Linked DNA regions of Homo sapiens: region 1 is linked to region 2. A link is a contact called in ENCODE Hi-C or POLR2A ChIA-PET data. All regions are on one chromosome and are shown on one strand. The core of a region is the stretch at or near the end of the contact, and the rest is flanking DNA. Distances in the headings are between cores, read along the strand shown.

What was found. A loop is a pair of places that touch in the nucleus more often than their neighbours do. ChIA-PET counts read pairs that join two places held with the same protein, here RNA polymerase II (POLR2A). Pooled maps may share reads with other maps.
Region 1: a loop to region 2 is called in a map of K562, with 3 times the contacts of the local background. The contact joins the promoter of ELOVL7 here to the promoter of SMIM15 in region 2. A Hi-C loop is called at or near these places in 1 of 168 maps with a recorded cell type or tissue (K562), 2 of 37 single-sample maps with no recorded cell type and 7 of 50 pooled maps. POLR2A ChIA-PET finds 5 or more read pairs at or near these places in 2 of 52 experiments (Panc1 and activated T-cell).

What each region holds. Positions count from the first base shown.
Region 1 is chr5:60,842,993-60,845,692 of GRCh38, reverse strand. ELOVL7 (ELOVL fatty acid elongase 7) reads left to right here and starts at 1,424. Exons shown (of 9, transcript NM_024930.3): 1 at 1,424-1,533. RefSeq lists silencers at 1,203-1,502, 1,523-1,682, 1,693-1,752.
Region 2 is chr5:61,161,165-61,163,864 of GRCh38, reverse strand. It overlaps SMIM15 (small integral membrane protein 15), which reads left to right and starts at 1,397. Exons shown (of 3, transcript NM_001048249.4): 1 at 1,397-1,648; 2 at 2,638-2,700. It overlaps SMIM15-AS1 (SMIM15 antisense RNA 1), which reads right to left and starts at 1,549. Exons shown (of 4, transcript NR_109908.1): 1 at 1,339-1,549. RefSeq lists enhancers at 709-768, 809-908, 1,439-1,698, 1,769-1,848, 1,334-2,230 and a silencer at 1,149-1,258.

The sequences.
Region 1 (2,700 bases), core at 175-2,674, 320 kb after region 2:
TTTGAAATTTCATAAGTATATATAAATGGTAAATTGTGATAGACTCAAAGGCTAGTATCATTAGGCAATTGTCTCCCGTTCCCAAAAGACTTCCTAAGTCTACTAAATGATCTGTTTTTAATATGAAAGCAAAGTTATCTAAAAGAAAGGAGAAATCTTTAGTTTTTTTGACTTCGAGATTCTTTGCAATTTAAGCTTTTTTTTTTTTTTTTTTTTTTTTTTTTGCTTTTCTTTCAATGGACACTTTCGAAGTTTTACATAAAAACATTAAAACCTCTTGTTTAATGTAGTGGGATTAAGCTGCCGAAGGCAATCCCTACATGTGAGGAAAATATGCTTCCGACACCCCAATTTTTTTTTTCTCCCTACCCATCCTCTCTGGTGGTCCTGACGCTCCCAGCCCCTTTTTGTGTTTCTTGATTCCATGCTGAGAACTCGCAATACAAACTCAAAGCCCACATTTGTGAGGTGGTTGGGTCAGGACTGCAACTAAAAATGATTATTGTTTTTTAGGTTTCTGGACAGTTCAACACCAGCCTTTGGTTTTGCCTCAGAAGCAGGGAACTTCTCTAGGCCCCTATTTTGCCTTTCAGCTATTGATGATCCAAATCATACCAGCGATTAGGAGGATCATTACCAGACACAAGGCCAGGTACGTTTAAAAAATAAATAAACCAAGCGCAGGTGCACACTCCGAACGCTCATCCCCACCCCCACTTTCCAATCCAACAGTAGGTAACGAGAAATGAATTTTCTAGACTTTTTTTCCTGCAGCAGTTGCTGTTACCAGAAACAAAGTTAGATGATATACAATCTAATCTTCATTGCTCTAAAAGTCCTCTCCCCATGCCCCCCAGGCTGCCTCAATTCTCTAGTTTCTTATTCCTTATAAGCAGGGGATGGAGCTGAACCAAGTCGGCCTTCCCCTCCCAGGGCCTTCTCCTCTTGGTCTGGCTTCCATTTCAGATGCGAATTAACCCTCCCAATACCCTTTCAGAAGCAAGGAGTCCCCTTTTTCTCCGCCTCCAGCCTCAGCTAGGTTTTCCTCATTTCGGATTTTTCTACTGCTCATTCCCAAATGAGTCACGCATGACGACAATTTCCACTCTGCTATGTCAGCCTGGAGATGTCCCCCAAGTGATGGCATCTGCTCTCGGAAAGAAAGGTCATCGGTGCCACGACCAGCCCCGCTAACCCAGAGCGGCCGGTGGGCCCCAGTCCCGAGAGTCAGGGCGCGCGGCGGAGGCGAGGCCGGGGCGGCCTCCGCCCTCCCGGCCGCTCCCCCTCGCGCCGCCCCGGCTCCTCCCTCCGGCCCTCGGCGGGCACCTGGCGGCGGCGGGCAGGGGGCGGCGCTGCGCGCGTCACGCGGCTGGGTGGGATAGCGGGCAGGTGACACCCGGCGGCCTCCTCCCCTTTCCAACCCAGTCGGCGGCCGGGACAGCGGGGGCCGCTGTGAGGAGCTCCGCGCTCGCGCTGCCAGTCGCCGCCCTCTCTCCCGCGCGCGCCCGGCGCTTCGGCTCCGCTCCCTGTGCGGTGAGTGCGGGGTTCCAGGCCGGCGGGCAGGGGCCAAACTTTCCCGGCGCGCGGAGGAGAAGAGACTGGGGAGGGAGGCAGAGCCGAGGGGAACGGCGTCGGGAGTGGCCGGATGGAGGAACTTGGGCGCGGCGCGCGAGAAGTGGGACCCGGGTGCGGGGGCCCCGGGAGCGGGGCCAGGCCCTCCCTGGGCTCGGGAGGCGCTTGGGAAGTTCTGTCCCCGCTGCCTGCGCGTGGGGAGGACCGAGGCCCTTTTCGCCGGAGCGCGGGGCCGCGGCGCTCACCTGCGCCTTCTCGGGAGCCCCCACCCGGCAGCATCCCGAAGGGAAGGTCGGGCCCGGTGGGCGCGCTGCGGAGCGGAGCCTGGACTGGGGTCCCGCGCGGCGCTGGCCCTGCGGAGCGGAGCGGGAGGGGCAGAGGTGCTCGCCGGCGGGACTGGGAGGGAGAAGGACCTGCTCGACCTTGGACGCGGAGGTCATTTTCCCAGCTCCGGGGTCTGGCCTCGCTAGCCACCCCCCCAAATTCCGGAGCCCCTTTCTTTCTGTTTCCTTCCTTCCCCTTTGGGCGCTTTTTTTGCTCCCGCGGCCAGATGAACTTGGGGCGCTGTCCCTTCGGCTCCCCGAGCCGCATCCTGTCTTGGTGGCTGCTGCTGGCCGGGAGGAGGCTGATGAATACAGAGCCGTGGAACAGGTCGTGCCGGAGATGGAAACAGGAAAGCCTGTTGTTTTGTCGTCCCAGGTATCGTTGGTTCTTTGGGAAATGGGCTTTCCCAGGTTCGTTGGGAAATGGGCTTTCCCAGGTTCGTTGGGAAATGGGCTTTCCCCCTTCAAGTCAGAGCTGTTTCAAACTTCACCCGGTGCGGACAGAGCGCTCTTTGGAGCTCCCTGGGGAACTCGGGACGGGAAGGAGCGGGTCTTTACACCTGTCCTGCTCCCAGTGTAGTTAGTCCCGCGTCGACTGAAGAACAGTTTTAGCGACCCGAGTTCCTCGCCAGTGGTCTTTTCCCTCTTGCTACGATCTCCCCTCGGAAAGCATGTTCACTTAACCCTGTGCTCTCGGATTACCCTTTATTTCATTCCTCACTTTTATTGCTTACGTGCTCCGAAAGGGTCATCGATACCTGGTGGCTGCCTCTGCGTTCTTACCACGCACCCGCTTATTCATTCC
Region 2 (2,700 bases), core at 148-2,647:
CATTGGCCTCTGGAACGAAGGATGTTAAAATAATACATTCTGCCCACATCTTGGATTCAAGACTTGGGGAAGTTTTAGAAAAATCAGTTATCTCAAGTAAGTATTCAGTGCACACAATCCAGTGACTGAGTCTACTTTTTCTGGCTACTAAGGTACAGGCTAGGCCTAAGCAGCATAGGCTTTGAAACTATCATCCAGGTTTTCAAATAAAAAGGAGTAAGAAAACAACTGCTGGTAATACAACATTACAAACATTAACATATGCCCAACGAACAGTATCGTAGATCGTTAGATTATCTGCCAAAAGCCTGTTCCCTGGTAAATAACAGTTATTGTTGTTTTACCTAAACTAGTTAAACATGTCGCAGCTTGCTCCTGAAAGAGAACATTCTATAGTCTTTGGAGAATCAGTGAAGAGGTCTTGCAACATTTGTCAGAGGTAGTCAAACAGTGCAAGCAATCACAAAATTTGGTCACCAACCAAACCAGATTAGCTAATCTTTCAGTTCCTGTAGATTAGAAGACAATATTAACTCACCCTTTCTGCATGTTGACTTTTGCATCCCTTTATTTGTGTATTGAAAGAACAAGCACCTCTATGGGAACTCTATGCCCTGACAGTTTAATTACTTATCAAGTTTACTCTGGGCCGGTATTGATCATTCTTTCGTGAAACGAATTAGATACTTAAATTAAAAACAAACAACAAAACCCCCCTTTTCACATAGCATGGCGGCATGTCCCTTGGTAACAAGGTTGAGTGGATCCACCAAGGCCCAGTAGCTTGCCTCCTTTTCGTAAGGATGTAACTATTGTCCAACCAGAAGAGAGAGGCATGGAGTGGGATGTGCACCAGGATGAACTCGCCGGAATCGTCAAGAGTCGTTGTGTGACCCTCACCTTGACTTCGGGCGTTTTGTGGGGACCCAACTGCTTTCTTGCCGCTGCTCTTTGGTCTGAGTTTCCCTCAGCCAAACACTTCACCCACCCATGACCCTCCAACTGTCCCGCTACAGCAGGGGATGGGGGTTGTCTTCCGATCGACCTCGGGGGGCAAAGGCAAAAGTCCCTAGCTGCTTCGGAACCGCTCCTCGAGTCCTGAAGCCGCTCCACGCCTCCTCGCCCACCACTTGGTCCCCGCAGGACGTGGCAGTCTCGGGCTCCAGCCTGGAAAGGAGCCCGCCCGGGTGCCGTCACCCGCCCCGCGCGGCCTCACCTGCCGCTCCCCGGAAATCTCAGCGCTGCCCTGCCCCCGCCCCCACCCTCCCGCGTCCTCCAACTCGAGGTCCCAAGACCCACACAGCAATGGCGCAGCCGGAAACTGGGCCCTAGACTTACTCACGCCCGGCTGGCGGCTCGGGTCGCCTGTGGGCGGGACGCAAAGGCCGCGACTTCCGCCTTCCTGCTTCCGGTCTGGCGGTGAGTGGGGAGTGGGATCCGATCCCGTGGGGCTATGTAGGGGAAGTTGGTGGCTGCAGCTGCCGTGGTTTTCTCCTGGTGTCCAGCAGAAACGGCGGCGGCGCAAGGTGTGGCTGGGCCAACCCAGGATCTCCCAGGACCCTCCGCTCTGCGCGACAAGGGGCCCGCGCTTGCCAAGGCCGACGGGCAGGAGTGAACGTGGCCTCCGTGGGTCTGCAGCCCCGATAGGGTAAGGAGGGAAGAGTGAGCAAGGGAGAAACGTAAGGAATAAGGGAAAGACAAAGGAGGAAGTGCGGACGGCCGTCAAGTGCTACCCGTTGCAGCCGCAGGGGCCACGCGGGTCTGGTTGGGAGATCGAGCCTGGTCGATCCGTTTTGGGCGGAAGAGTAGGATTTATTCCTGAAAGTGTGGAGGCGCGAGCGTTTGGGTCCGAAGTTGAGTTGCAGGGAGATGTGTGGCCTGTGGACCATGGCTCTTTTACTGCAAAGTTCTTTTGCTTATTTCTGAAACTTACATTGTTTATTCGCTACTGGGCTGGAGAAGGTGAAGGCAGATCGATCTCAGTAGTACCTAATTCTAACTGTATGGGTGAGGTCGTATGAAGTCCAGGAGCTAAGATATTTAACGTATTAGGCACTTTCATGTGTGTTCAGTTGAAAATCGTGGGGAAGATATAATTAAAACTAGTCACAGTTTTCTTGGGGTAATGGGACTGTGGGTGAATTACTATAATTTGTTTGGTTATGTCTTCTAATTTTTTAAGTAAAGGACACAAATTGTATGATGGACCCAAAAAAACCTTTATAAAGAGTAAGATGAGCTGTTTGATTTTGTAGTGGTGTACCTAATCCAGTAAATAAATGAGTGGCAACATTTTTAGTATAAAAATTGAAAATCTAGGAACGGATACGCTGTGTAAGTCAGTCAGTGAGCCAACTTGTCTCCCGTATGTCAATGAACTAAAAAAATTTTATTATTGAAATAAGTAACTTAGTAAAATACTTGATTTCCAGTAATTAGGATTTTCTTACAGGGCATTTGCAATTGTAAATTCAAATGAGGAAGAAACGTATTAAGTTACTATACCGGATAGGCAATTTTAGATGTCATATAGGTTGCATATATACAATATAGAAATTTTCCATTTAAAATTTTATTACAATTATCCTGAAATTGTGACTTAAATTTTGTTTTATTTTTTGTATTCTTTCCAACTAGCCAATTGTACAGAATTTAAACCGTCTCTCAGATGTGTACAGTAGAACTCAAGAAGACAGACTA